3 separate regions of the Mus musculus genome follow, and regions 1 and 3 are each linked to region 2. A link is a loop called in an ENCODE intact Hi-C map of the cell type or tissue named here. Cell type or tissue: left cerebral cortex. All regions are shown on one strand. Links, peaks and the distances in the headings refer to the core of each region. The heading gives the core; the rest is flanking DNA. Region 1 overlaps Gm32546 (a long non-coding RNA gene). Region 2 overlaps Plcb4 (phospholipase C, beta 4). Region 3 overlaps Pak7 (p21 (RAC1) activated kinase 7).

What was found. Hi-C counts contacts between places; a loop is a spot of excess contacts. Peaks named below come from ENCODE experiments on the same cell type or tissue, not always from the same donor. Only the 100,000 strongest peaks of a DNase experiment are listed, where the experiment ranks them.
Region 1: it touches region 2 in a loop (3-fold over the local background); 2 of 42 quality-filtered maps call a loop at or near these places.
Region 3: it touches region 2 in a loop (9-fold over the local background); 23 of 42 quality-filtered maps call a loop at or near these places.

The regions. Positions count from the first base shown.
Region 1 is chr2:136,444,151-136,454,827 of GRCm38, reverse strand. Gm32546 (a long non-coding RNA gene) reads left to right here. Exons shown (of 6, transcript XR_866766.1): 4 at 5,596-5,736; 5 at 6,140-6,273; 6 at 7,562-9,568. Among named protein-coding and RNA genes, the nearest start is that of Gm32546, 37 kb to the left of the region's middle. In left cerebral cortex, for the core only: a CTCF peak has its summit at 5,355; DNase peaks (open chromatin) are centred at 5,358 and 8,305.
Region 2 is chr2:135,962,133-135,972,809 of GRCm38, reverse strand. Plcb4 (phospholipase C, beta 4) reads right to left here. Exons shown (of 39, transcript NM_001355153.1): 21 at 5,644-5,785; 22 at 4,809-4,893; 23 at 4,365-4,489; 24 at 2,365-2,416; 25 at 950-1,052. Among named protein-coding and RNA genes, the nearest start is that of Lamp5, 90 kb to the left of the region's middle. In left cerebral cortex, for the core only: a CTCF peak has its summit at 5,477 (motif pointing left); DNase peaks (open chromatin) are centred at 4,847, 5,083, 5,463, 5,728 and 5 more places; H3K27ac peaks cover 2,620 bases.
Region 3 is chr2:136,138,216-136,148,892 of GRCm38, reverse strand. The region is part of intron 3 of Pak7 (p21 (RAC1) activated kinase 7); the gene reads left to right. It overlaps Gm14218 (a long non-coding RNA gene), which reads right to left. Exons shown (of 4, transcript XR_003953909.1): 2 at 8,685-8,802; 3 at 8,454-8,594. Among named protein-coding and RNA genes, the nearest start is that of Gm14218, 6.5 kb to the right of the region's middle. In left cerebral cortex, for the core only: a CTCF peak has its summit at 9,327 (motif pointing right); a DNase peak (open chromatin) is centred at 9,370.

The sequences.
Region 1 (10,677 bases), core at 1,599-9,598, 480 kb before region 2:
CTTGGGTGTTCTATGTTTCTGGGCTAATATCCACTTATCAGTGAGTGCATATCTAATGACTTCTTTTGTGATTGGGTTACATCACTAAGGATGATATCCTCCAGGTACTAATCAGTACCCCCAGAGCTCGTATCTCTAGCTGCATATGTAGCAGAAGATGGCCTAGTTGGCCATCACTGGAAAGAGAGGCCCCTTGGTATTGCAAACTTTATATGCCCCAATACAGGGGAATGCCAGGGCCAAAAAGCAGGAGTGGGTGGGTAGGGGAGCAGGGCGGAGGGAGGGTATAGGGAACTTCCAGGATAACATTTGAAATGTATATAAAGAAAATATCTAATAAAAAATCTAGCTTTCTCCTGTACTTCCTATATATGACAAGCTGTTGCAGGCTTGGTTTTCTAGTCATGGTCAGGATCTATGATTGTTAGGACCCAGGTTCAGAACTGACATTTTAAGTTTGCTGTGTTCAATCAGTCAACACTAACCCCAAGGCCATGGCAGAGTCACCAGCCTGGAGAATCTCACAGAAGAAATGCTACTGTCACCTTGGAAAGGGCGTGGGTAAGGAAAGCTCAGAGAATTAAGACCATTTTTGTTAGATTTTGTTGTTGTCTTACTACAGTTTATTATAGTAGCAAAATTACAGTAAGGTACAAGCAATAAAAAACAATTTTATGGTTGAAGGTCACCACAACATGAAGAGCTGAATTACAGGGTCACAGATTAGGAAAGTTGAGAATCACTGAAGACTAGTTTTGTAATACACTGCATTGTGAGCACAGTATACTCCATTTTGATGTTTTGAGAAGTTTTATATTTTAATTTTGTATCAGAACTTCCATAGTTACTTTTTATATATCCTTAGAAGAAAATGTGCTTTGTAAGGTGCAAAAATGTGGAAAATTAATAATTACATGCTTTAAATTCTCATTCTCTTTGGTGTCCACCTAATAATGTGCACAGTTATTTTAAGCATGTCACTGTTGCCTACAGATAAAGCCCGGGTTTGTTTCCCTAGAGGAAATGGGGCTTTGATACTTTATAGAGAGAAAGTTTTGTTAGGCTTTCAATGAGAACACAAATAGTTTCTCAATTGACATCCTGTCATTGAAACTAGGGAGGAAATGGACAGTACCTGTAGACAAAGTAATGAGACTGAACCCAAGAATGACCTGGCAGGGGTCACTTGTCACTTTTATCATTAGCATCAAGAGTTGCACTTGCCATTAATAAAATTTCAGAAGAGAAGTTTGCAAATCATGTGTGTACAGTGCCAGACTGTAACTATTTTCTTTGGGCCACACAGTCTTTATCATAACTACAGAATTCTGGCATGAGTAGTCATAACAATATTTAAATGAACGGAGAAAGCTATATTCTTGTATAATTTTATCTAGAAAATAGCTGGTAGGTCGGTCCTTAGGCTACATGTTTCTAGTTCCAGTTTAGAAGAAAATTCTTATGCAGTCTAGGAGGAATAAGGCAAAAAGAACAAAGGAGTTCAGAAAGTGAGTCCTGAGAATTGAAATGAAGTGAGAACAAGGCCAAGGATGGAAAACTAAGATGCCATTACAGAATGTAGACCCCAAACAAAGAACAACTTGGCAACTGGCTTACATCTAGTAGAAGAGTCTATTCAGCTCTCTGGAAGCCAAGAGACAGCAAACACTGAAACAAGCACAGAAGAGGCCTCATGCATTTGGTGATTATATCTGCCATTTCCATAGAAGGTAAAAATTACAGATTCTGGATTCTGCAAACTACAGTCTCTGGAAACACTAGGCCATGTATGATTTTCATGATAAGGCCTCTTGAATAAATAACTAATAATAGTTAGTTGAAACTTTGTTCACCTCAAGGATAATATTCTTTACTATGATGAAAATATAATAATTAACAGCACAATATTTAGCAGAACTTAAAAATATCTTAATTTGCTTTAATAAATATGAAAAGATCATGCAAGCATCAAAGACCTTTGGAAGGGTGGGGATCAGGATAGAAAGTAAATGTCTCTGAGGAAGTACAGTTGTGAGCCATCTTTTCAAAAACCTGGATAGACTAATGAATAAAATATTAAAGAGCATGCATTTGCACTTTATTTTTGGATGTGAATAACCATGTCTTATAAAACATAAAGGAAGATGATGCATGGACAAGAACGAGGTATTGGAAAGCAGGAGTCCTGGAAAATAATACAAATATATCCAAGGAATCTTCAGAGACATTCAATGTGAAGAAAAATAAATGAAATTATAAATCTAAAAAAAAAAGAAATCTTGCTAAAGCTCTTATGGAAGAAAGATAAAATCCAACCTTCTGGAAGGTTCAAGGGAATAAACCCCAAGCTTTAAGAGAAGCCTAGAACAGTGACTGCAGGCAGTCAAGGATCAAGGACAACTCCTAACTTCTAGAAACATTCTTATAATCAAGTTTGTTATAAAATTCACAAAGACCTAGAGGAAACTCTTGTTTACAAAATAAATAACCTTGACACTTTTGAATAATTGCATTGGGCAGCTGAAATAACTACCAAATCACCAGTGTGAGAAGATAAAATAAATCAGAGATGACAGATGATATATTTCTCCTGGATATAATCTTCGTTAACAATAGCTGGAAAGATTGAGGCCATTTCCCATCCACACTGACTGATGAGGTGTCAGCTGGTGCAGGCTGCAAGAACAAATAAAGGGTGTGAGGTTTCTCACTGGGCTTAGCCAAGCTCTGCTGGAAAATAAACGTAAAAGCTTTGCAGCACAATAAGGGGATATCGAGGAGCAGAAAGATAGTGTTAAAGTCGATTCAGCACGAAATGTATAGGTAATGAAAGGAACGTAATAAGCTGCAGGGGAGATGACCATTTAGAGGATTTGAGAAGATGAGAAAGAATTACAGAACACTGAGCTATTCATATGATATTCATGCTGATATGTCTATCTACTTAAGATAAAAATGAATACTAGCATAAAAGAGTAATCTTCAAAACCATAGGATTGTAAAACTAAGTTTGAGGAATACTGGATTCTAAAACCGTAAAAGAAATTTTCTAAGTCAGTGGGAAAACTGTACATTTCATTAGAATCACCAGTATGGCTTGTTGAGATGTGGGTAGCTGACCCCAGTCCAAACTTCTACATCAGATGTCTTAAGGAAATTACTAAACATTTTCATTAAAAATGCTGATGATACATGTGTGTGGAGAACCTTTTGGGGGTACCGCTTGGCAGGAATCTGACTTTGGCCAAGGACAAGGAAATGGGCTTCAGGCAGGAATGAGATATTAGGCCATGACCAGGAAGTAAGCTCAGGCAGGAATCTGACATCAGGGCATGATAAGAAAGTTCAGGCAAAAATCTAACTTTAGGCTATAATAGGGAAGTAGGTTAAGGCAGGAATTTTTATCTTAGGGTGGAACAAAAGAAGTAGGCTTTAGGCAAGAATCAAATCTGGGGCTTGGACAAGGAAGTGGGCTCAGGTATTTTGGTCATTCTTACAAGCCCTTGGAAACAACTGTCACAGGAGTAATCACGGGACTTTGCTTACTGCCTTGCTAGCTCCTTATTGTACAGCTTGCCCTTAATACTTGCATGTAATTAAAATGGTATAAAAGCAGATTGAAAAAAATTAAACCTGTCTTCAGTTTCAGAATTGGCTGGGATCATGCTACAATGTTGCCTAACTGTCATTTTTCCTTTTAATCCTTACTCCTGCTGTGGAGAACCTGTTGACTGAACACTTTTGTGGTGTATACTGGTGATGCTCCTGGGTCTGGGTTTTGAGAAAATGTTCTATATGGAATCCTGGTGTGTACTGGAATTACACAGACCTCCTGTAGATCTTACACTCAGAACCTATGAGTGAGGCTCAGGGACTATTGCTGTCTGAAGTATTTCATGTGATTGTAGTGCCACAGGATCTGCGAACCTGCAGTTAGCCAGCATAGTGCTTTCAACAGTTGCCTGAAATTACTATAGTCATCATTAAAGACTTTTTTCATAGACATATTCCGAAACGATCAAGTCCAGTGCACAGGCTTCTCTGTTGTCTTGGAACAACTTCTGATCTATCCATGGAACAGAACCTTTTTTGACCTGGATTCTGGTGGTGTTTAATTGAGAAGCTTGAGGAGTCGCCCCTAGGACAGAGAAAATCTGTAATTCTAGCACTAGAGAATTCAATCATCCACCTTGCCTAAGAGCAAAGCACAGCTTGCAAGTATCAAATTCAGTACCTTTAGATTCTTGTGACAATAACCCTGTTAGAACAGTTACATCATTTTTGAAAGGTCCCTTGTGCATCTTCTTAGTCAATTATAATCTTACCCAAAGGCTGAGAAGTGAGACCTGTCTTTACTGTCACCACATATTAGTTTTTACCTGTTCTTCCAGTGTCTAGAAATGTTAATCTAGACAGGAACTTAATGAACCACAAATCTGAGAATAATTTTCTGTTTTCCTATGAGCATTTATTGAGTAATTAGTGCTGCCTTAAAACAAAGTAAAATGTCACTTCTTGACTAGATCAATGTTGAATCATTTCCATTTAGTTTTTATAATATAATTACCTCTTGTCTATATGACCTATGCTTCAGTAGCTCTGAATAGTTTCAAACTCTCTATATTATCTTGCTTTCCCATTCATTCCTATTATTATGTGTAATATAAAGTATGTATGGCAGAATATTAATAACTAATAATAAGGTGAAACAACTATAATAATATACTATAATAAAAGTTATGTAGAAACAGTATGTCTGTCTTCAAAACAAGCTCTAAAACTCTGCAACTATGGATTTTGTAATTACCAGGCAGGTAGTACATATTCTGCTCAAAAGGGTGATTCAGTTCTTGATGATCTGATAATTTCCAGGTAGGACAGAAATAGATTACCTGGCATTTCACTATACTAGAGATCGAATGCAGTTTAAAACACACACATTATCTATTGCTGGATTTTCCCAAGTTTTCAATCAAAGTTGACTGCTGGGAGCTGAAACCAACGAAATGGGGACTGCAGATGAGGTTGATGACTGTGTACTTCAGGTTTTTTTAAAAAAAATTTCTTATCACAAATATTTTACGATTGTGATATCAAAAATTTTTGGAATGAAGAAGTTTAAATTTTCTTCTGAAGTTCTCAGCATGAAACAATTTCTCAAGATGCAAAAATCTGTGGATTATGATTAAAAGAAGTAATCTACATACTTCAGTCTGTGTCAGAGCTTGATAAAAATTCAAAGACTCAGGTCTTGTTCCACTTCAAGAAACCTGGTGAGTCATGTTCTGTATTAATTCTGTAGGCAGCCACGGAGAAACTACAAAATAATTAAGTGCAGTGTAATTGTCAGCAATGCCCAAAAGGTGGCTCTCTTGATCACACTAATGAACCTGAACCAAGCTCCTTTTCACAAGGTATTGCCAGAGTCCTTATGGAAATGAAGGCAGTTAATTAGCAGAATGGTTAAAATTCCCTTTCTCCTTGAATGTCTTTGAACTTGTGACTCCCTGGATGAACATGTAGGAATTCTCATTCCTGAACTTTAAAACTTGTCTTAACTTTTTCATTGTTTTTGTTTTAACGTACAAATTCCAGTCTTTCTCAGGAAGAACTCAGGTGTGTCTACACAAAATGATCAAATTGCTCCCTGGATCGTCTTGCCTTGACTCCCCCAGAGGGTGAGGAACTGATGCACTCTGCTCTGGTTTGGACTTACAGGGACCGAGATCCTTAAAGGTAATATTGACAATGATGTTAAGAACTAAATGGCTCCCTCTTCAGCCTAGTGTTAATACATCTGCTCAACTGCACTGGTTCTGACCTCAACATTGGCTCCGTTCGCTGTTCACTAAGAAATAACAAGCTATGTGGAAGTGCTCAGTGTCTTCCATTGTATCAGTCAGTTATTGCTGCTTCTATATCAGCATAAAATAACAAAACACTTGTGTACTAGACCAATATTTAAATTATTTTCTAATGTAGTAATCACATCTGATCCATGGAGGATATGTTCAAGCTAGTGACAATTAGACACACATTACAACCTTACCCCAGTGCCCCAGTCCAGAGCAGTAAATTCTATAGACCTTTGGTTCTAGGTAACATCCAAATACCCAGTTTAATTTGTAATTGTTCCCAGTGCCAGCCATTTCCAAATAATGTCTACGGAACGTAATTCACGAAGCAAGTAAACATCCATGATGCCCACTTTGGGTGGCGTGACAGCAGAGCTGAGAGGAGAGAAAGGACATGGTTTAGACTAAGTTGAATCAGGTATGAATCAACTCATCTCTCCTGTAACTGAGTGTTCCATTGCTATCTTTTCAGCTCACTCGGCTCAGCCTCACTCCGGTCATCTACTTAAGGAGTCATTTTTTAATTATATGGATAATGTATTCGGAGAGGATATTCAAGGTCATAAACAGAGCTCCCAGATATTGTATAACCCAAAATGAGGAAGAAAGTCATTTGGGGGAACATTCTGTTGGTTAGTTTTTGTTTGGAGTAAATTTACAGAGAAATGTAAATGCATGGACTTTACAATGGCTTTACTCTTCTATGTTAGTATCATGCTCACCTCCTGGGCATCTTCTCCTGGCTTTGGAACACACTCAATTGCTACCTTAAGCCCTTAGCTAGTGACTTCCAGGAGTCTGTATGAAAGCTGGGATTGTTTACTTGTTCAATTGATTGGTTTTTGCTTTGGGCACAGCAGCTGAGATAACTCAGATAAGTCTATCTTTTAAAGTTCCTTCTCAGGACGCACGATAGCTGGAGTGATGTACTGACAAGATGCCTCCCAGCCCCTGTCTCACTCTCCCCTGGCCTATCAGGGCTCGGAGCATCCTATTCTCTTTCCAGCCCCATGTGTGTTTTGACTGATTTGTTGGTTTGTTTATTTGTTTATTTACCGAATCTAGAACTTACCATATAGCTCAAGGAGCTACGTACTTCATGTTGCCCTTGAACTCACCATGCCACCCAGGCTGAGGTGGACATTGCGGCAGTTTTCCTAGCTTAGCCTCCCTTGTGTTGGGATTGTGGGTGTATGGTGTTGTACAGTATAAGAGAGACTCTGTTATAATATCCCCATACATCCATAAGATGTGGCTTCATCATGTTTAAAGATCTATTATTCTCCATTGCCAAAAAAATCCGGAAAAAATAACAATAAAAAAATAACAATATTCCCTGGGTGAAAAGAAGGAGACGCGTGGTTAATGCATTTGGACCATCCACTGTCTGCAAGTTGATGTGTGTACCGGGGCACCCTCTCCAGCTGCTGTAAGCATTGCTAATGTGCAACTCAGTTGCCCTCTTCTATGTACCCTTGCACATAGCTGGTGACCTACAGTAGGTTATAACTCTCTTTTCTGTAGGTAGAGGAGGGTATCAGGGATATCAAGGTCATCTCGTCATGCAAGATGGCTGCTGGAATGGTAAGCCATCAGCGATGAGAAGTAGAGAAAAGAAATAGTCAAATAGTCAGGAACTCGACAAGAAAGTACTGTTCTAGTAAGATGCCACTCTGCTCTCCTCAGCTCTCTTTGTCCTTTTTCAGGCTCTGCGACGCTCTTTGCCTGTGGTTGGCTACACTCTACCCTCTGGCTGCATCAGTTTCAAGAGAGGCATGAGTGTCAGCTAGCTATATGACTACTCCAAATCATGCTGCAGTTCCAGTACATGGAAAAAAGTGGATAATGGACATTGTGCGCCAATTTACAACCTTTACCCATGCAATGTCATCTAGTCTATTTAATTCTAAATTTTCTCCTATGTAAAACAGGGATAACAGAGTTGAAAGTATTAAATATAGGTACAGTGCCTAAACAGCATTTGTGCTGTTTGGTATATGTTAATTAATATATGAGGTATTGATATTATTACTATTCCTGCCCTATTGAGTGCTTCATAGTCACTGGAAAAACGAGATGAAAACAAGGTATATAAATGATGGTACAATTTGGTATAGAACTGAATCCCTAAATCAACAGAGTCAGTGGGTCCTATAGATGTGAGCACAGTTCACCAGGAAGAGAGATTTAGCTATGCTGTGCAAAGTAGGTGGAATATAAAAGGAAGAAGTAATTAGGAGTCCTGAAATTTCTTCAATAGTACTTTTCAGAAGAGTCTTTTCATGCCTGTAGTTCAGTTTGCTGATGATAATTCATTTACATATTGCCACTTGGGGAACTATATTTGCATTTCAAGTCAACGATCAGCTGTTTTGCAGTAGAATTTTTTCCCCTCCTCTTCTCAGTGAAAGTAAAACAGCTTCATCCAAACAGGGAAAGACTTGGTGGAAGCTGGCCACGGGAATGTGGCTAAACTCAATCCACCAGAAACAAATGGACCCATCCAGAGCTAGGTCAGGGCTTCTCAGCATGTACCAAATGGAAGCATTAGAACCACCAGGTGTTCTTGTGATGCACCCCAGACCTGCTGGGGCAGAGTTTGCATTTGATCTGGATCAGGGAGCTCAAAACCAAACCCATTTGAGCAATGAAACCAATCCGTTTGCAAGCTGGGAGAAGTCTCTCTGAAAACAGCAACTGTGTGTTTTCTCAAATGTCTCCCCACTTCTTCCCCCTGAGAAGGGCACCACGCCCTTTGATGAATTTCAGCATTCACTCTACCTATATGGCTCTACTCCTGAGCTAATGAGGTCTTTCATCTTATGACAGCCAGCCCCAAGCACAGTTCATTAACCCAAACAAGCCTCCATACTCTCTGAGAGGAGCATGTCTTTTGGAGAAAGTTCATTCATTATGAGTAGGAGAGATGCTATATCCTTCTTGATAGTTTTCTCACTACTTGTATTATCTTCAATTTAAGTTGTTCCAAAAGAAAACATTTAGGTTTCTTATTCATTTTCACATTTATTTTAATATGGCAAAATCATTTACAAAAGTTGCTTAAACTAGCACCTCTTAATGGAATTAGATCCCAGCACATAAAGGTCCTACAGGGGCCATTGCTGGATCTCCTCTTTGTAGTATTGACTATCTATTCCTTTCTCGTATAACTGAGATACCTTTGTGATGCCTGACTTTCCCATGCACACGCATTACATGTGACTACCATGTAAAACAAGGGAGGCAGCCAATGCCAATAGGCACATGTAATATTCACCATTTTAACTGCTCTTCAGTGAATGGAAGATTCTCTTTAACAAATGACCCTCTTAGAAGCAGCATCTACCTTAGAGTATGTCTACCAATCAAAGCACATTAGAAACCTCAAGGCAACACAGCTTATTTAGAAGAGAAGATTCTAGTGGAATAGGGGTCTTTTGTATGTAGAAACCAGAAAACTAGCTTAAAAATCGTAGTCAGGATGTAAAATGAGAAGCATAGGCAAAGACAATCAGACATTAATAATCTGCCTTTGGTGGAAGCAATGTAAGGATAGACTCTGTGATACCCTAGAGAGACTTTGGAAGTAGGTTCCTGAGAAAGAAAACAATATGGATCTAGTAGCGAGAACTGAGGTACAGACCAAAGCAGAAAAACAAAACAAAACAAAGCCAGGCATGGTGGTGCACACCTTTAATCCCAGCACTGGGCAGGCAGAGGCAGAAGGATTTCTGAGTTTGAGGCCAGCCTGGTCTACAAAGTGAGTTCCAGGACAGCGAGGGCTACTCAGAGAAACCCTGTCTCAAAAAAACCAAAAACCAAACACCAAACCAAACCAACCAAACAACAACAACAACAAAAAACAGAGGCATAGTGCCATTCAGAGCTGGATAGAGATGACTTGTTTATGAGAACAGGGGTGCTATAAACATTTTAAATCTCTTTTACCTAAGGTCAGAATTGACTTTCAAAGATTTAAGGTAGTCAAATAATTCCATATCTGAGAAAAGGATGTGAACGGAATGAACAAACCAACCCTTTTCTGGCAGTACTTAACAGCCATAGGATCATTAAAGTAAACATCTTCAACTGGTTTCATGCCAAGAAAAGAGACTAGACTCCCAAGACAAAACATGTTTGGATGCTGAAGGAATCTTGAAGGTGAAAATTGATCATACAACACGGTTTGCCAGTTCAATGCAGACAAAGGGAAGGAGGAGCCGAAGTAGGATGCTACTCATCCCAGGCTGGCATGGAGGCGTAGAGCATATGATTCACTTTCATGGTATCATGGATTCAATCCCAAGTGCTCACATCAGAAATGGAGATTTGTTTTCTCTGGACACACATGAATACACACAAACATACACACATGCACACACACACACACACACACACACAAACACACACATGCACAAACACTCTCTTTCACACATTATTCTTTCTCACAAAAACTCTTCCTCTCTCTCTCTCTCTCTCTCTCTCTCTCTCTCTCTCTCTCACACACACACACACACACACACACACACACACACAAACACACATATACACATCTAAACATGAGCTTGCTCAAAACTATGCAGACTATGCATGATAATAATGCAGCTGAGTTTCCCTAAACAGTATATGCCTGAAGTAAATGAATATCAACAGACGTAACAAACAGCTCTGGAAGAAAACAGCTCTCACCAGAAGAGAAACCTGCTAGTGCTGATTATTTCTCATAATTAAAAACAAAACAAAACAAACATTATGACCTCATTTATAGAACGAGTACAATACTTTAGTAGCTCTTTACACAGTTCATTTTAATGTACTTCTA
Region 2 (10,677 bases), core at 1,596-9,595:
TTATTTGATCTTTTTCCTGGAATTTTCTATATTAGAACAAAACAGTTTTTGAGTAACTACTCTTTGAAAGCAAAATTCCTAGGCAGAGGTTATAAATGTACTCTCCTCTGAATACGGCTGGAAAAAAACAGCAAGGAAATATACAGGTGAAGTATATTATGAAGACATCACGCCCTCCACACGTCACGGAGCTGTCCGGACCTGTGGAATGAAGCCAGGGCTGCGGCTATGGGCTATGTCCTGAGATCTCTTCTAGTTCTTGGATTCTATCAGGCTGCATATTAACCCCTGAATTCTTGCAAAGAAACACAGCAAAAGACAACCAGTGCTAGACTTGGCCTACTTTCTTTATGACATTAACCCTGGTTAGCGGTGAGGGAGTTGTTTAATTGTAAATGTCAGTGTTGAGTTTTATCTTTTATAAAGCTAGGGAGTAACTTATTTCACATTTACCTTCCAAACAACTATGCTGTTCATTTATTTGGTTCTCATATTATCTCATTTAAAACAGCAATTTTTTTGAAGTATAAGTGATATATACTAAACTATATGCAGTTAGTTATACAGTAAGATCAATTTTATGGACATGTGAGTGTGTCTTTAGAACTATCACCACAGTGAAGACAGCAAGCCTTCCTAGTGCCCCCGAAGCTTCTCTGTGACCCTTCCATCTGTGTCCAGGCACAGGTGCTAATTTGCTCCCTGTTAGCATAGCTTACATTTCTCAGAACTTCATGTGAATGTCATCAGATGGGAGATACTTTCTAGACTGTGTACTTTACTTAAAGCACCTCATAGTTTTAGTAACAAAAACTCAGAAGACAGCATACATTGGGTCCAAGTTGAGAGCAACTTACAATTCTTACACCGTGATGTTAAACATGTCTTCTTCTAGGTGCATTTGTATACGTCTGTATGATAAAATAGTCTGTGGTGAGCAGGGGCATACCTGCACTGAGCACGTGGCTGCAATAACCCCGTCCACAGGGGTTTCAGAGAAGGGGTCAAATGTCCGATCAGGCCGCCTCATGAAATCTGGCTTGAGAAGGTACCTGGCAGGACAGAAACACAGGGGGTTTATTCTACTGACGGCTTGTGCAATGACTATTAAATACAAGCTACTTCCTTTCTCTCTTCCATAACTCAGGAGCTACACTTACAGGTAGAAGGTTCTAACGGTCCTGAAGAGCATCATCAACCAACCTAGGCTGCTCAGGGTGTGCTGTGCTATTAAACAACAGACCACCTCTTTGCTTGAACAAGGGGAAGAGAGTGGTATGCTGACAAGCTGTCTCCTTTTACCAAAGGTTTAGTTCCTGAGTCCTTTGACATTTGGCCAAATGTCTGCCTCTTTTCCTTGTAGAAAGACTACTTGTTAACTTAGCTGTGGGTCTTTTCCTCCTTTCTATATAACTTGAGTGCCCTTCACAGTCCACAGCACAGGGCAATGTAGTGCTTACTCCACGGGTATGGGTGAGAGAGACTCAGACGGAAGGAGTTTTGCTATGTACAGGCACTCTGGCAGATAACTAACAGATGTGCACAGGTAGAGAGTGTTCAGATATTAGAGTTGTTTGAAAACCTGTTACCTCACCTTATTTTCCATGATGGAGATTAAGGTAGCTCACTAGGCAAGCCACCACACAGAACTCCTAGACAGCATTACCACTGGCCAACAGAGAATTCCTACGCATCCATGTGGGAGCCACTGGGCTGTGGTCTCAGCTGAGTTTTTGGTGCTTACGGAATTCAAGTTCCGGACTTTTATTCAACTTCTCGGTATTTCAGAAGAATTAACATTTCCTATTTTGCTACTTGGTTCACAGATTTTTTAAGTGTTATTTAAGTAAAATAGAACAACATTCACAGCATTATATAACTCCTATTTATAAACATGCAAAAGATTCAAGAGAGGATGAAAGTTTATTCCTGGCTGAATTAAATTCAACTTTACACCCACAGCTTCATTTGAAATGAAATTTACTTCATTTCTGTATTCATCAGCAATAAGGCTATACATATTTGATGCCTAAATCTCTGGCTGAAGCCCAGATGAGCACGGCCCATTGCCTGTCTCTGACACAAGAACCTCCACTATTGAATTTCGAATGAAGTGATCAAATTCTAGAATATATGTGAGGAACTGCAGAGTTTGTGGTTAAAAGGAAAGAACCAGTTTAACAAAGTGGGACAGAGAAAAGGTCGAATATTTGTAAATGTAATCTAACTATGGACTTCATTTATTTTTACCCACACTTCAGAACCAGCATACATTCAGCTGTCCGTAATTGAAAATGACATGGTTTCATTAAAGCTGAGGTATAGAGTCTGAGATGAGGAGACAATAATTTAAATATCACTCACCCGCATGATCCATTATACTCAAATTTTCCTTGATTCAATTGCATCGCTAAATCTGTCAAAAGACAAAGTAATTTAACATCTCATCTCCCTGGACAGAGAAGATCCTGACAGGGTGACTGGAAACAATGAAAGCCATATTATTCCAAGGTCCAAAGCTCTCTCCATTAAACCATCGCATTCTATTGGCCTAGTTTAGGGGCCATGACTCTTTTCCATGCCGAAATGACCTCATATATTTAGTTTAAATTAAATACCAGGTACATTTTCATAGAGATTACCCTAGAACTGGCTTACTAAGCGGCATTTGGTATACAAGTCATACGATGCTTAACTCGATATTCAGAGTAGAGACGTAGTAGTTGGGGATATAGACACCAGCTATAGTTAGGGGTATGCGTTGTCTCAATGCCACATGGGACAGGGATGCTGGAGACACACAACAGGGCTATTAAGAACACAGAACTTGATTAAAAGGAACATTATAAAATGGATAAGAATCATAAAATGTTGCTGCTTACCCTCCCTCAGCCCCTGTGTGAGTGTTGGAACTCTCATAGGGCTACCCTGGGAATGGGAAGACCTGATTTATAAATTTTCTTTGTAAGCAGAGAAAGGTTTCTCTTTCTTCTTATAAATAAGAGAAGGACAAGGAGGGAGAGGAGGAGGAGGAGGAAGAGGAAGAGGGAGAGGAGGAGGAAGAGGAGGAGAGGAGGAGGAAGAGGAGGAGGAGGAGGGGGAGGAGGAGGAGGAGCAGGAAGAGGAGCAGTAACTAAATTAAGTGGATATTTTTCTTTCCATTCTTCAGAATGAAGCACACGTTTGCCCAGACAATGAACTGCTTTAGGATCACGCTGTCCTTTATCACGGACTCGCTGGCCTCCTGGAGGGCCGCTTGAGTCCTTGGTAAGTAAAGCACTGCCATCGTGTTGTCCTGTCCCTACTAAAAACACTCGAGATTCTTTCAAGACCTGGAAAAGACTCTTCTAGAAAGGATGGCTAGGATTCCACGCAGTGATCCATTGGTAAGGAGCTCTGGCCCTCAGGAAGGCTCCCCCAGGCGTGAAAAATACAGCCAGCTCATATTCCCACCAAAAGGAGGTGGTGAGTCCGGAGCAAGGACAGTGGTCCTCAGGTTAGAGTGACCAGAAAAGAAAACGGCTCCATGCCTGCAAAGTCCTGGCAAGGGTGCTGCTCACAAAGTGAGGGACTGACCAGACATGCGTTGCTATTTAGTTAGCTATTTTACTTTTATTCCTGTTTCTACCAAATTTTAAAGCCATGCAGAAGAACACGGTCATGTAAAATAAATATGGTTTGTGCCATCTGTCTCTCTCTTTTTTTTAATGCTTATTTTCCTATTTCCCAATCTGTAGTCACAGGATTATGGTCAGAGGCTCTGATGCAAACTTGGAAAACTTCAAGCATTTGTACATTTATCAAAAGTTAGAATTTGTAGGGGAAAAAAAAGCACCACTGTATGTTGAAACCCTGCCCGTGAATATATTCTGGAAGATTGAACTACAGATTAGTACTCTGATGACATCTCTTTGCATGGCATCTTACAGAGTTTACGATGAAAGTCTGTCATATTATGGTAGGTGCTGCTGCCATCCGTGTTTGCTGGATGGCCACCTTGGTTGTGGTATTTTCCAAAGGAGCAAAGAGACTAAGTTATCACACAAAGATACTGAAACCAAATCCCATCTCTGGGAACAAAGATGTAAGCTTGATACAGAAGAGAGAGAAATTAAAAATATTATAGAATAGGGGCTACTCATAGCATTGATGGAATGGATTAAAACTGAAATGGCATCTTCTGTTATGGCTTCGTTTTGGGGATTTAATTTTTTGCCATTAATATAAATGCAAGAAAAACAAATTTTTTTCACATGGCAGCTTCCTTTAAAAAGAAAATGCCTCAGGCCAACGGGAGCAGCTGCAATGGCTGCCCTGTCCCAATGTTCTTGTGGAATTCGGGGTCACTGGACATTAGCGCCTACCTGGGGTTTGATAGTTCAGTGAAACCATCTGGCAACCAGCGTTCCAGAAAATCTGAGGCATGTAATTACTGGAATCAACTCGGCCTCCCTTGGGGTAAATGCGGCTCATTTGTCGCTTATTGTAACTGGGTAACTGATTAAGGAAATCCAAGAGCAGCCAAGGCGAACGCACAACAGAGAACAACAACAGTGGGGTGCGGGACAATGGCAAGCAGGTAGATAGCACGGGGCCAATCCCCTTATAAACACTGCTCAGAGGAAATCACAGCTGCGGTGTGCATTCTGGAAACAACGCATGTACGTCTGGGGACACCATTTTACAGCGCTATGATAAAAATTATACAAAAAGCTAAATATTAAAATTATAGACCACTGCCAATCTACTGCAGAGATCCCTGCCGGTCCTTGAGAGCACCATTCATCCCATACAGTCCGTTAGGATACTTTACAAACTCAATCGCGTGCGTCTTCAAGTAGCCAAGGCCAACCGACTCGTTAAAAGAAGACATGTTATAGTGAATATTGCGCTCTGTAAAAGACAAGCAAAGATGTACTCAGAAACTCAGCCATCAAACCCCTCAAAAAGCAAGCAGCAGACAGAATCACAACCAGCATCTTACATCCCAGCTCAGGAAGAATTCGTGGCCCATGCTACATGACTGTGTGTGTCATTTGCTCTGAGTTTCACTAACTTTCTGTGCATATGATGAATTAAATGTGGACTCACTAAACAAGTGATATGCAACCCAAGTGTCATAGTCACTGCTGCGATATGCAGTTTTTGATAATAACGTACTCTTCGGGCCAGAAATGGTTAGGAAATACCTTTAACTACTTTTGAACGGGCTTTCGTGGGGAACCAACTTTTGAATAGGAGTTATGTACCACAGAACATCAAATCTTACTTCCCTAACTCAAGGCATTTGTACCCACTGATTAAGTTTTCCTCACTCTCCTGAAGCCATAGATTACACAATATACACACACAGGTAACAAAGACAGGTACTGTGCCTCATAAATATTACTAATATAGTTTGTCATAACAAAGTAAATAAAGAAGCCTTACGAAAGCATACGGAAAGCTACAAGCTAAGTCACAGTCTTGCACCGCCACCTCGTGGATGATTTGGAGAATGACAGCATAATACCACCACAAGTGAATCAAGTCAGGTGAAGTGATGGACATCCACAAAGAAAAAAGATGGCAACAAATCAGCGGGGCAGCCAGTGCGACAGGGAAGCAGACAGGAAAGCTACTGCATTTAACCTGCAATGTTACCTTCAGCCACGTGGAAACCTTGAAACTTCACGGGCTGGGCATAGTTGATCATCGTGGACAAGTACGGATGGATGTTCGTGGTAGCACCTACGTATTTATAAGATGCCATCCATGCTTGCTCATCCTCTACGGTGACCAGGCCCTGCAAGCACAAGGACAAACCCGTTTAAGTGGATGGCTTCAAAGGGACTCACGGATTCAGTTTAGGCATCCTAATTAAAAGAGTATCTGCATTGCGTAAATTAATATGTAACAGACCTTGTTGCTCTCTTAAAGTTTTACTTTAAAAGTCATAGGTTTTAATACAAAAGGAGATAACCTGAAAGCATTCATTTTATCTGTTAGGTTTTCAAAGGACCATCAAACGTTCAAGAAACTTTACCAGGTCTCACCCAACACCGACAGTGATAGACTGCAGTATTACCATTCAGGCCAATACACAAAGCTCCACTGGGTGGCCATCCAGCAATGGCATACATCAAAATCACCCACAGGCTTTGTAGGCAGAAACTGCAGGCCCCGCTGGAAGAGATCTGCTGGAGGAGGCCTAAAGGGTTGTCATTCCACAGCCGAGTTTTCAGGCACTGCCAATGGGGAACTGGAGACCACGTTTTAAAGTAATCTCTTCAGGAACTTGCAGCACACACACACATATGATTTAGTTATCTCTATTAATGCACTTACTATCAAAAGAACTTGGTAACTTGCTACATAGGACATATTACATTGTACAGAGAAAAACTACAAACGACTGTTTGCATTTCTTGAGAAATTAAAGCAAAAATAACTCATTCATCAACAAAATGGGTGTCCCGAAAAGTGGTCGGTATTTTGTTGGGAACTTTGGAGTTATTTTCCTCCAAGAGACTCAATCTAAGAACAGAAACAGCTCGGGTGCACAGTGAGTAAGGTCAGTTAGCTTATCTGCTCGCTTTGGCTGAGGACCTAACCTCTGCATCTTTGACATCAGCCTGCTTCTTCCTGTGAAAGTCTGTGATAGAGTACATGACACTTATGCCCATTTTCATCTTTTTCCATATAAGCCCAGAGTCCACTCACCATGCCAAATATGGGCAAGAGCCAAATCTGTTTTGTCCCATGTGTCTCATGCTCAGAACACCAGTGCTGTATGTTGGAGCCATGAGGGTATGCCCGCCGTGCTGTCTGCGGGGTCCTGTTGCACTTAGACTGAAATCTCCTCATCTTACTGAACTTGAAGGATTTTGGAATGTACCCCCGTGTATCATGAGAACTCCCAGTAGCCGCAGGGCAAAACTGAGGCCTTGGGGACTAAAATCATCCAGCTAACATGGAAAACATCGAATTAGCCAGTCTGTGTACTTCTGACCCTACCATCTTAAGAAAATCAATCCGGGCATAGAGGGTCCTTGTGAACACGGGAGGGTATCCCTTCAGGATGAATAGTCAGGAAATAAGATGACACTTCATTCTATATGCAACAAGACCCTACAGACAGCAAGGCAGGATGTTCTCTGTTCTGAATTGTGAGTGACAATCCGGGGAATTGGCAAATTCTGTGCGTGACTGCCATTGGTCTCGGCATTGCACAATGAAATACGTGTACAAACAACGAGAACCTTGTGGAGCATAAAAGAAAACAAAATGTAATATATTTTCTTCACAGTAAGGCCAGTGCCCAATGCGACTGAATTCTGAGAACCCTATGATGAATGGTAACCTTCAGAGGATTGGCACCTTCAGAACCACGATCGATTCCACCACACTATCATATGGCTCCGATTACCTACTGGTTATTTTTATCTTCACATTCAATATGCTAATAATTATGTAACCTTCTCCTTTGACGGAACTCTCATTCCATTTAAGGAGATAGTGTAGTACATTGAATACTTACTTCTAGGGAAACTGTCTCGCCTGCCTTGGTTATGTCTTAAATCGGCTTTAATGGTTGTACAGCAACTAGGTGAATCAGGCATGTGAATACTATGAACAGTGACCCTGGCACTGCAAGGGCCAGGAAGACCATCAAGGTTAATGTGAGAAGTCCACATGCGGGTGATTCCTGATGGAGAAAATGCTTGAGGATTGTTTTGTTACCTTTTTGTTGTTTTCATGTTCAAGGTCATCTGAGGTCTAAATTAGAGAAAGAGAATTATTTTGTTTACCTCTCTAAAGGGCAAATTTCCAAACTCATTCGTCTGTCCTTGGGTAAATAAGCATATGTAAACTTCTTACTCTATTTATTTCTTATAATGGTAGGTAAATTATTGATGACATGAAGCCGTCATCGAAAGCATATGTCGCAGGTATTCTAAAAATTCATGGTTTTATACTTTTATCAATCCTCATCTTGATGCTATTTCCCTCCCTTGTTGACAGTCTTAGTTGTTTCACTGTAAACATTTCACTAAGGATTAAAGCATGAAGGTTGAAAATGGTTGTCAATGTGGCCAGCTTCCCTTAAATGTAAAATGGAGTGCAAACGGTCGTCGGTAAGCCAACATTCATGTTTGTGACTCGGTGTTTGCATCCCAACCAAAAGCATGTGGTGAACCCTGACTTCAGTGTGATGGACTGATGGTCCCCAATATAATGATGGCTTGTTTATGATTGCTTTCTTTATGAGGGTATGAGTGGTATTCATTCAGTGGAAACTCACTCGATACTGTCAGGTTGCTCTTTTTATGGCTACAGATACACTTTGGAGTCCTCTTGTGATGCAGGACAGTGGCTCCTTGTCAGCCACCTAAGCCTGAGGGTAAATGACCAAAGTTCTAGAGGATGCTATGTTGCTAAGCTATACTGTTCAATTTAAGTGTGTTAGGTGCATTTTTAACCTACATTTTCAATGTTTAGAGTGGATTTATCATAATCACATTGTAAGGCAAGGCTTATCCAAACTTGGAGAAGGGGCTTGCAGGAAGTAATCAGGTCATAGGTGAATCCTCATGGTGAGGTTAGTCCTCTTAGAAGAAGAAATAAGAAAAATCTTACTTTCCCATTTTCTTTCCACTATGGGACAATGTACCTGCTAAAAGAGATTTCTGGAACATATTGACTGGCACCTTGACCTTGACATCCATCCCAGAGATCATCAGGAAATACATTTTTGGTATCTGAACCAGCAAGTCTGCTATTTCTGTCATGCCAGCCCCGCCTGAGACAGTACTGCTGAGTACTTTGTGGAGCACAGCAGCATCCTGAGTCTTAGTGGGCATCTGCTCTCTCATGGCACTCAGGATTCCCTGTCATCAGAAATGATAACATTTCTTTGACTTTTCTCCCAGACAAATAATCTCCTATCCTTCTGCCATCAAACCTTTGTACCTGCATCTCTGTCCATCATCCTCACAAAGCAGGCGTCCCTACTTCACTAACGACCACACCCTGACATTGCTATGATCTCGTCTAGTCTCACCACACCAGTGGCTTTCTTTCCAGAGCAGGAGACATCAGCCAGGTTGAAAAGAGCATCCGTTCCACATCTCACATCTCGGATATCAGCGCACTTGATTCTTCCAGTTCAAGACGGAAACAATTCCTCATCCTCTCTGCCTGTCTGTCCCGCCACTTCCTTTCCTCCAAGTGCTCTCCCAAAACTTCCCTATCCCACTGACCTCCATGCTACTAACCTAGTGGACACAGGTCTTCTTATCCAAAGCCCCTAACTGTCCTGTTCTCTTCGGTGTGGCTGCTGGCAAAGCCTTTGCTCTTTCCTCCTGGCTCCTCTCCCGTGAGCCCTCTATGGATTAGGGCTCCACACGGGCCTTCTTTTCTACCTCTCGTGAGTCATCTAAGCAATTCCCACGACTTCAAACATTATCTCTCGAACTCACTGCTCTTGCTCAACCTCCTTTCTACACACCAGTGCTGTTGTATGAGTGCTGACGACCGTGATAATGAGGATGAAAGTAATGAGAGCATAGCAGACCTGCTACTATACAGCGGCTGCCGTGTGGACGGCGCCGATGTAAGCTCTTTTGCTCTGTGATGAGAACCTGATGAAACAGACATTATGACCTTCGTTTTCAAGATGGGGAAGCAAAATCGGGGAGAGGTTAAATAACTTACCCAAGGTTAGATAGAACAAGAGGTCAGGGATCAATGTCCCTCCTCGGAACGTCCACTGGAACAGCTTACAGACCTCTCCAGTTGCCTGTCTCACTGGAAACTTCAGAGTCCTTTCTCATTGTTTCCCACCCCAGTCAACAGTACCACTGCCTACCCTGCTCCTCCAACAAGGATTCCAGGAGGTTACCTTGTTTCTCCTTACCTTCACGAAGTTCAGTCCATCATCGGGAAACTGTACCATTGCCTGTGCCCTTGCTATGCCTTGGACTCTTCTATCTCCTCCCTCTTTACTCTCTAACCACCAGGGCTGCTTCTGACCAGTTAAAAGCCCACTCTCACTGTTTTCCACACTTTTGCCTTTACTTTCCTCTAGGTGAGAGGCCACAAAGGGCCCGCCACAGTCTTCTATGATACCCTCTCCCCACTTAGTTTTATGTGAAACAGGTCATGTTACACCCTCATTTTTAATTTCTCATAGAAACTTCTCAATTACCTCATTTCCACCTGACACATATCACCTTGCTTCACCCTTCAATCATCCCATCTGCTCCACTCACGCCATCTCTGCTCTTACTGCGGTCCTGTGGTATGAAATGTTATTCTCTGTTTCTCTGCATAGTGAGTCCCTCTCTTCCTTATTCCAGTCGCCCTGTTCTCTCCTGGTCTCCACTTTAGCACTCATTTTTATTGTCATAATAGTTCGAGCCACAATTGAATTATAGGCTTCCTTGACTCTTTTACTCCGTGTTTCCCATCTGTTCTCCTGAACTGTAGGAGACCCGTAGAAGCTAACAAAAGGCAAAATGAAAGTGCATCCTAAGCTGGGCCTGACAAGTTCTAGGAACCCAATGACAACTTTCCTTGGCTGAATGGCTGGACTTTTTCATCCTTTTGCTAGGCGGATGCTTTTCTTGCCAGCTGGACCAGCTCTGTACCGAGGCTTCACCTGACACATCCAGAAGGCAGTTTCCTAATGATGCC
Region 3 (10,677 bases), core at 1,776-9,775, 180 kb before region 2:
TGTGCCTCTCAGCCCTTTTGTTCCTGAATCACACATAAATTAAATTTCCTGTAAGAAAGTCTGTTTTGGAAAAAATCACATGTAGATGCTGTGACAGATATTCTGACAGAACCCCCAGTTAACAGCCTCTATCTAGTGCCTGCCACCATGATAGTGAACATCTGGAATATACAGTCACTTATTGTGACCACAGACTCAACCAACCGCTAATTTCACAGGCAACTTCCCAGAAGATGTTCTTGCCAAATTCCTGGCCTCCACAATACGGAACAAAAACACCTGTGGCTTTGCAGTGGTGGTGACTAGAGCATCCGTTCTTAGTCTCCTGCTTACTCCTCCAGCAAGGGGGCAACTCCACAAAATGTGATACAGTGGCCTAATGCAGTCATCTTTCTTGGTAGAGAGAAAAAAATGCCTTAATATAGTTTGCTGGTGGTGGATTGGTTTATTTGCGTTTCGGTTTTTTGTTTGTTTTGTTTTGTTTTGTTTTGTTTCGTTTTTGTAGACCAATTTCTGGATCAGAGAAAATTTAGAAGGTACAGAGGATCCACAGATACTACCACCCCCAGCCCCAAACATGCACAGCCTCTCAATGCCAAAAGCCTCACCAGACTGATGCAGTCTTGTGACTGAGGGACTCTCACTGATGCAAGAACACCAGCCACCGTCCACAGGTGACACTGAGGGAATGCTCTTGGCATGCACATTGCACATGACTGCCAACAGAGACTTAAATCTACGGTTGGGTGGCATGGGGCAGTGTTACTGCCCTGAGCATCCCTGTGCTCCAGCTACCCATGCCTTCCTCCTGTTAATCCTGGAAATCATGAGTCTTTTTACTCTCTGCATAGCTTTACCTTTTACAAATTGTTATAGGTTTGCTCTCTCTCTATCACATATGATAATGATTCTCTACCTTCCTGATGCTGCAGCCCTTTAACACAGTCCCTCATGTTGGGGTGACCCCAACCATAAAGTTATTTCATTGCAACTTCAAAACTAATTTTGACACTGTTATGAATTGTAACATAAATATCTGATATGCAGAACGTCTGATATGCGACCCCCAAAGGGGTCACAACCCACAGGTTGAGAACTGTTGTTTATAATCTACTATATATTCACCTAAGTACATGGATTTTTTGCTGGAATTTTGATCTGAATTAAGCTACATCTGTAGATCAAGTTGAAGTAAGAACATTATGTCATCTGATCCATGATCATGGAATATTTATTTGTTTACTCAATTCCTTTTTATATTTTCGTTAACATTTTGTACTTTGGAGCACACAGATCTTGTCTGTGTTTGTTAGATTTATACCTGTAAATTGCAATGAAGATGCTAATCAGAATGGTATTTTTTTTTTAATTCTGAGCTTCACTTATCCATCAATGATACACAGGAACCAACTGATGTTTTATATAAGAAATAATGCGATTTCTTTATTCACTTTAGTCTGTTTAATATTTCCTTTCTATTAATTTTTGGTTGCCATACAGAGTACTAGGTCTGATCATGACATCTTCTTACATAGGCCCTTATGCTTTCTTCTGGTTCACCCTCTTCCCTTTCTGTCCTCCCCCCCCCCCCCCCGTTGTTTCTTCTGTTCTACCAGGCTCCTCTTCTTCCCTCATCAGTCCTCCCTGTTTTCCTATTGCATGTATACCATCCCTCCCTCATTTCCCACTTCCTTTGAGGTCTCTTCCTCTTCTCTCATTACCCCCGTTCTGGGCTTTTGATGTATAAATAAACTTATATAATCACACATAACATACATACCTATCCCCACGCTGCAAAAAGTTTATTATTATATAGTTTAGAATTGTAAACTCTGACTCTTTTTAACTACTTGTCATTGCAGAATTTGGTTAATACTTTCTAATTTTGTACATAACTGATCATGCCCTCTTATTTTAAAAAAAAAAAAGAACATCATTCATTCTTTCTTCCGATCTGTAGCCTTCCTCAGCCTTGTTCTATAAAGTCTTATCAACTGTAACTTCTAGTACAATCTTGAAAGGAATGGTGAGACAGATCACTGTTTCCTTCTATTTTGCCACATCAGAGAAGCTTCTGGAACCAAATGCAGAATCAGTGATCGATTCTTACAACCGCTCTTCATCTAGTCCGGGAAGTTCTCTTCAATTTCTTTACTGTTGATGTGATCATGAGACTTTCCTCTGTAGCCTGTTGTATGAACAGCAGTGTGATGTGGGATTGTTATTGCATAGCCAGGATAAATCTTACCGCTTTGTGGTGTATTGTTATGTTTTAGATTGCTAAATTTGTTTTCAAATGAGGATATTTAGAGCTGTGTTCATGAGACAGGTTTATCTATAGATTAATTTTCTTGTGATAGAGAGTGCTGTGTTAGCCTTAAATTTTGGTAGAAGTCACCACTGAACTCAATTGTGTGTGTGTGTGTGAATGTGTGTGTGTGTGTGTGTGTGTGTGTTCTTATACATGTGATCCAGAGGTAGATACAAGTATCTTTGAGTTTGTTGAAATCCACAGCATGTGCAATGACAGGAGCAGCCCCTAGTAGAGTGTGTAGGCTGCACCTGATAACACAGGTTCATCAGCCCCCAAACTCCACCAGTCTGGTAGGCACCTGACTGATAGTGCAGGAGGCAGCTCATGTGTGGGGACACAGGACATTTCTTTACCTTTTAGATTTGCTGTGAAGACAAAATTGCTATACAAAAATAAACTACACTAAAGAGTATTACCCCCACACACACACCAAAAAGATGACTGATCGCATTTGGCTAGTAAGCCATAATTTGTTCAGTCTCAGCTTAGATCAGGTGTTTGTTGAAGGAATAAATGAAAGAATAGAAATATATGTTCTAAAAGAAATATATGTTCTAGATGTATGCACCATGTGGAGATGAGCAATCGAAGATAGATGTCTTCCTCGATTACTTGTCCCCTTACTTTTTGACGCAGGGTCTCTCACTGAACAGAAGCCCACCACTGCTGTAGTTACAGCCGAATACCCTATGCTCTGGTTTCCCATGGGTTCAGAGATCTGATCTCAGCTCTCCCTGCTTGCAGGACAGGTGCTTTTCCAACAGATCTGTCTCCCACCTTTCAAAAATTTTAATGGCTGTGCTATCTGTATTGATGTTCCTTCTTTCATTTCTGACAGTGGTAGTGTGAGTCCTCTCTCTTTCTTGGTTATCCAAGCTAGATGTTTAGCAATTTCATTTATGTTTTCAAAGAATAAGACTTTGGTTTTCTTGGGGCTTTTTTTCTACTGATTTTCTGTTTCCAGTTTCATTGATATATGCTCTAATTTTTATCTGTTTGTCTTCTTCGACCTTCTCCTTCTTTTATTTTATTGGATTTAATTTGCATGACTTTGATTGTTTATTTGTTTGTTTGTTTTGCAGTACTGAAAGGTAGAATAGTATGTAGTGACTTGATTTTTCTCTCTTCTCTCTAGTATGTGTAAGGCACTGACTTTGCTGCATCCCACACGCCCTGATGTTATACTTTCAGTTTAATTAACTTAAAACATTTTTAAATTGTTCTTGAGAATTCCTTTTGATTTGTGTGTTACTTGGAATTGTACTGTTTAATACCTGTTTATCTGGGGGAAACTTTCCAGTTATCTTTCTGGTATTGATTTCTTGTTTATTCTAGAATGAAAACATTGTATTATTTTTGTAATTTTAAATATTTTTAGGTATGTTTTGTGACCCAGAGTTATTTGGTGAATGCTCTTGGAGAGCTTAAGAAGAAAATGTACTCTTGTGTTTAATGAAGTAGTTAAATAAATGGACATTTTATCCAGTGATTAAAGTTGCCTTTCAATGACTCCTGCCTGCTGAATTTTCCTAGTGTATTAGGGATTCTGAAGGTTTCAACTCTAAGAGTGAATTCATCTCTTTCTCCCCATAGTTGTATCAGTTTTTGCTTCTTGTATTTTGCAACTCTATTTTTAGGCTCATCTCTGTTGGGGATTGGTTCTTTCTGTTTGTTTGTTTGTTTGTTTGGAGGATTTTTGTTCTTTGGCTTTTTTTGTTTGTTGGTTGGTTGATTGGTTGGTTGTTTATGTGTTCACTTGGAACATTGACTTCCTTTATCATCATTTGATAATCTATCTATTACAATTTTTCTCACTTAAAAGTCTGTGCTGTCTGAAATCATTATAGCAACTCCTCCTAGTTTCTTTTGATGGATGTTAGATGCCTTGCCCCATCCATTTACTTTTAATCCGCAAAGCCTTGTATTTTAAGTGGCTTTTTCTAGACCAGTGGCTGTCAACTCTCATAATGCTGTGACTCTTTAATATAGTTCTTCATATTGTAGTGATCTCTTGCTAGAACCTATGTAAAATATAAAGGCCTAGATAAAATTAAGATGCAGGTAAAATGCTAAAGTCTAGGTAACTGTTACTTGGATGGCCTGCCATTGTAAGGAAACTTTCTCATATGATTTTGCTACTACTAGGAAACTTTCTCATGCCAAGATTGATTGCATAATCTGTTATGATCTGTGCCCTTAGAAACCAGTCACAAATAGAAGTCAATATAACTGTTTTGCATGGTTACCCACAATAAGATTGGACCAGAACCAACCTCCCAGCAGAACTCCCTGCACCTATATATAAGTTTTTATGGCTTAAGCTGCCCGTCGGATGGACCCCAACATACAAGAAGTCTTGAATCTGGACTGCAGCTCTGGTCAACCCGTCCTGAAACATATGCTCAATAAACAATCCCTGTGCCTGGGGTAGGTGTTTGTTTTGTGAGGCAAATCCTGAACTCCCAGACCCAAACCATAAAATTATTTTATTGCTACTTCATAACTATAATTTTGATACTGTTATGAATCTTAGTATCTAATATGCAGAATATCTGATATGTGACCTCCCAAAGGGTCATAACTGTAATTTTGACAGTTATTAATCCAATATTAATATCTGGTATATGACCTCTCTCAAGGGGTCACAAGCACAGGTTGATAACCACTGCTCTAGACAATAGATTTTGGGGGTATTAATCTTTTATCCATTTTGATGATCTCTATGTTTTACAGGATATGTTTTGTAGAGATACACTTGACCAATAATACTTAAAAGTAGCCACTGATACAAATGGGTATGTGTTTACCATATAAGTTTCTATCTGTTGCTCATTATTTTGTTTCTTTTTCTCTTTAACATATTTTTTAATTGGTTGTTTTTGTTGAAGCTCATCCTCAGCTTGATAGGGGGTCCTAAAAGGGGTGTTTGGGATTAGCAGATGATACAAACGGACAGCTCTATGTTCTGCTCAAGACAGCTCTCTGCTGAGCGTTCTCTCTTACAGACCAAAGCACAGTTTGTTATTATGCATAAGCTGCTTCCTTAAGAATTGCATATCAGTTTGGTCATTTACACCAGGATCCCTTTTTATTAACCTATGAATCAGCATTTTATGACCTTAGCCCCAAAACTCTAAAGACAGCCACATGGCCTAAACTGCCAAGTTCTGCAGCTTGCTGGAACTGGGACAGGGCCCCATTGTTCTATTACATTATCATCAGCTTTCTGTTTTCCAACTCCTTCTCTGTCTAAGCTTGGCTGACCTGGAACTTGTTCTGTACACAGACCTTGAACTCAGAGTTCTTCGTGGCTCTGTCTCCTGAATGCTGGGATTAAAGGTGTGTACCACCATGCCTGGGCCTAAACTGTTTATGGCCACTATTCCTCAAGATCCAGATCAAAAGCCTGTGTCTTCCAGCCTCAAGATGTGGATCATAAGTGTGCCCTCCATTTCTGGATTGTAGTCCATTCCAGATTAAAAGTTCAAACTCTCCCTTGTTCAACATCAAACCCAACAATAAGCTTAGCTGGGTAGGATTTTGCCCTGAGATCATCACTCCCTAGATATCTTTATCTCCTTTAATATCTTTCTGACAAAGCTGGCTCATGTGTGCAGCTGCCTCCGTTCTTTCAGTTTGGTGAAGCCCCTCATACGGTTCATACTGCATGTGTGTACTTTGTATAGTTAAGAAATCTTGCACGGAACAATTTTTACACTGATTTATATTTTCTTGATTTCATGTTTTTGGGGTTTTTTTTCATACCCTTAAGGGTTGTCCTGAAGGTCACAGCATTATTATTTTGCTGAGGAACACCAGGCACATTCTTGCTGCCTATAATCGTGTTGTTTCTGATTATCATGGAGTCATTAATCTTGGCAGGGACAACATTACCAAAAGAGGAACATAAAGTAAAATGATTATTCAGAGAAACCGTACACCTACAGCAACCATCAGCACTTGAGAAAACCCATCATTGTTCCTAAATATTTCATCCATGTTTTACATCAATGTTTTTCTCTGTGTTTTCTGGGTTGAAATGTTGCTGTTGAGATCATTTGAAACCCAGAGATTCTTCAGCTCTCTACCCTACCAATGAGCCCATTAAAGGGATTCTTCATTTCTTTGGGATTAATTTTAATCCCAATCATTTTTTTCTTATCATTTTCTTCTCTGGCTTATTTTGCTCATTTGCTCTTACATGGTGTCTACTTTCTTCATCACAGTTTTTGGTATATTAATCATAGCTACTTAAAATTCCTAGTCTCATCATCCCAACATCTGTGCCACATCTGGGCTTGATGTTTTCTCTGTCTCATCAAAATGTATTTTTATTTATTTTATTTTATTTTATTTTATTTTATTTTATTTTATTTGCCTTTTGGTGTAATGGATAGTAGGTGCCAGGAATTGTGTAAATATGGTTTTGATGATATGGAGGTCTAATGTGGAGAGACTGCAATGGTTCTCTAGTCCTGGGATTCGATCCTAGACTTTCATCAAAGCTGTTCCCTGCTGTGTAAAGCCTCAGATTTACTACTTTCATTTTTACTCTAGTTAGGTCAGGTGGGACAGGATGGCTAGAAGAAATCAGAGCTGGTATTTTTTTTTCTCCTGAAAGATTAGTTGTGTACAGAGAAAAAAAAACTCCAGTAGTTCAGGATCTGGTCCAGTAAATTCTTTAGAGGAAATACGTCCTAAAAAGAGAAGGGTGTGGGATGTCTTAAATGGCTCCTTTCACCTTACCCCTTGCAGAAATAAGAATGAATTAGTCTGTTAGCAGTGATGGAGACCTAAACCTGATTAATTCCTGGAGGTAAGACTTAGAATTAAGTGGAAACACTCTATTTACTCAAGACTGGGCACTCCTGGAGATTTGAGCCCTGAGATTAGGATTGGCCTATTTATCAATCATACTCTACAGGTACTCCCCACAGAGGATCTGCACACGGAACTTCACTACTGGTTCTATATGCCATTCTGTCTGTCCAGTTTAGGAAAGGCCATTTTCCCTGTTGCATTATTTATTTGAAACCACAATGAATTTGCTCAGCTCAGAATGTCACTTCTCCCTACAAGTCATAACTTCTAAACCTTTGGTATGCAAAGTCAAAAAAAAAAATTCCTGCCTATTTTTCTAATAGAATTTGATTACAGCACAGTGGCCCTCACTCATTATGAATTTTCTGTCAGTTTCTGAAATGCTGTGTTAGCATCTTTGACTAGTTGCCACAGTCTGTCTGGCCCACAGAAACTTAAATATCAGCTCTTGGAACTCTCACAGAAAATGATGACTGTTCTAGACAACAAGAATGTATTCATTAATATGTCAAATAAAAACGTTTTTCTTATCTATGGTGTTTATACACTAGTAATATATTACATTATACACAATATATCATATTCTAATATAAAAGGTGACATATTTCAGTTGTAATAAGTGTCAGAAGGAAACAAAAAGCAAAGAAGGGGCAGACAGAGTCTAGAGAGTGTCGAGGAACATCAGAAGAATTTCAGCAGAGCTGTGAATGAGGAGCCTGACTAGAGGTGACAGGGCTTGTACTGTCTGGGCAGACAAGAGAAGCTCTGTGTCCATGCCAAGTCCCTGTTCAGTTGACCCATCCCACTGGACTATTTTCTGTTAAGGACCAATCGCCCTGTGGACAGAATCACATTGCTTGAAGAACTTAGAGAACACACACACACACAATGTTTTAGGACAGGCTCCCCTAGGCAGATAAGACTGTAAATCAGGTACAAAGGACTCATGAAGGAAGTACTCCAGCAAGATCAAGCAAGGGCAACAGGAGGGAAGGCAGGAAGAGGTTGCTGAGAAGGCTGGCACAGCTTCAAGCCAATTCTCTATGTCAACTGTTTGATGGGGCACTATAGAAATGAACCATTCTTCAAGTTAATATTCTCCTTTGGAGAAAGGGATGAGGTCTCTGTTGCAAAGCTATGCATAGATGCCTTTTCCGCACTTAACAGACACCAGGCTCCTGCAGTCATTGGGCAGGGCCATACTCACTCAAGGAGAGGAAGAATAAATTGACAGGTGTTATTGACTCTCTGCTTATGCAAGCAAAGTGACTCTGGAGCAAAAGGAGAGTTTCTCACAGGTGGGTTACTTGGTCCATACCTGCTTCTTCAACAAAATGCCCGAAACTGAGTAATTTATAAACAACAGAAGTGCATTTGTCACAGTTCTGGAGACAGGGAAGTGCAAGATCAAGGTGATAGGTCTGGTGTCTAGAAGTGTTGGTCTCATGTGTATGAAGAGCTAGAAAAGGAAATGGAGTCTGATTAGTTCTCATTACCCTTTGTATAAGGTTATCTCTGAAAGCTCGCCCCACCCCAATGTTGTCCTAACCTTGGAGTTCAAGTTACTACACATGAACTTTTGAAGAGACTCAAGCATTCAAACCAGAGTTTGATCATAGCTCAGTGCAGTTTGTCACTTTCAGGTGCAGTTTGTGAAACCTAAGAATCTGGGGAGGAAAGGGCAGGTCAGAGAGTTAATTCGTCCAAGTAAATTCAGGTAAGTAGTCCGTGGACTCTGTTACATACACCAGTGAGGAAATTCTATATGATATCATCAGTGTGTCAGCATCTTATATTTAATCACTTAAGCAGCAGCCATGTGGTATTCACTAAACACTTATATTATTGTAAAACAGGAAGTCTATAATTCTAGCTCACATCTGTAATCCTGGGATTCAGGAAGCTGAAGAAAGAGGAACAGCTGTTCAAGGCTAGCTTGGGCTACATGAGACCTCGTTTCATTTGAGAAGGAAAAAGAGGAATGTTGCAAGATTACCCTGTCCCAAGAAAGACCTGGCCAGGTCTTCCCTGAGCCAGCAGTGTTGTTTGAAAATTCCAGAGAAACTTAGCACAGATAACTTGTGGCCTAGGACTATTCACTCTCATCTCCAAGTAGAATGTAGCAGAGTTGTTCTGTAGTAATCTGATTACCTGAAAGGCACTGGTTTAAAAAGAAAATTTCTATTAAGCACTTGCAGCTGCTTTAATTTATACTCACACCAGGGGGCAGCCTTGAGTGTTTTTGAAATCTGCAATTCTCACAAAACAGTGGTTGGCTTAATTGAACACACACACACACACACACACACACACACACACACACACACACACACACACACATGTTACCTCTAGGGAAAATTAGCATTTGGCATTTGGCATTTCACTTCCACTGTGACTAGCTGATTACCAGCCTTCTGTCTGATGGATTTTGCAGTATTACCTGTCCATCTGCCCCGTCTGTGTTTCTCTACTCCACTTGGGACATTCTGGGATCCATTTGAATTTTAAACAGGAAAATATACTACCTGCTTTAAAGAGCCACCAACCAATAAATGGGTCAGTTTTTAAATTCCTAGAACATTTTTAAAGGCTATTATTTAATATATTGTCTTGCTAGTATAAAATCTTGCAGGATATCCTGTCCAGTGGTCAATATAGGATGGCTATATGTCCCTGCCTCTGATATCTTTGGGTGGCTAAGGATTAGCATCCAAGTTCCCAGCCTGTTCTTTTCATGGGCTCTTCAGTGCCACATGGTCTTCACTGTTGACATATGCCCCACAGAAAAAAAAGAGCGGTTTACCTCTGCTCCTGTTTAAGTCAAACAGGGACACCCTGGATGCCCATCCATTAGGAGAAAAGCTTCAGAGAGTGCTAGGGACTCCAGCTGTGGGCAATGAATTCATTTAACTCACCACTACAGCTCACACTCCACAGGAAGGCCAGTAGGAACATCTAAATCAGAGTGGCTGTAGAGAAGCTAAGTCAGGTCACTCCTCATTGCTAGAGGACCAACAAGATCACAGTCCTACCCTCATTCCAATGTCATCTGATCACCCCTACCAAGTGACATAAAGCCACAATGTCTCACTGCCAAGCCACATTCTTCTTTCATCTGGTGGAATCTACACTTTCCCAGGCATGGGTACCACTTGGTGAAGAGCCATCACTTATTCACTGGCTTTATTCTTCACCACTGAGTATTACTCATTGCTTGCACCTCCTGTCTCCCATTCTTATTTTCATTTGCAGTGATATCAGGAAAAGGAGCTGCTACTGGGCAGCTTGATTTATTAAGATTGTCAGCCCCAATCTCCCACTGATACTAGAACATGATGGAAGGGAGCTGCAGAGGAAACAAATTTAATGTAAGGGACTCAAACAGCATTTTCGACAGCTTCCTAAACATATATTCATCTTAGAATCACCCTCCAGATCTCATGTCTCACTTGAGATATGTGCACACTGGACACACACTTCTCTTTTAAAAACACTCAGCCAGGTTGTGCAAAAAAAAGATATTTGGTGGTTAAAATGTTCGT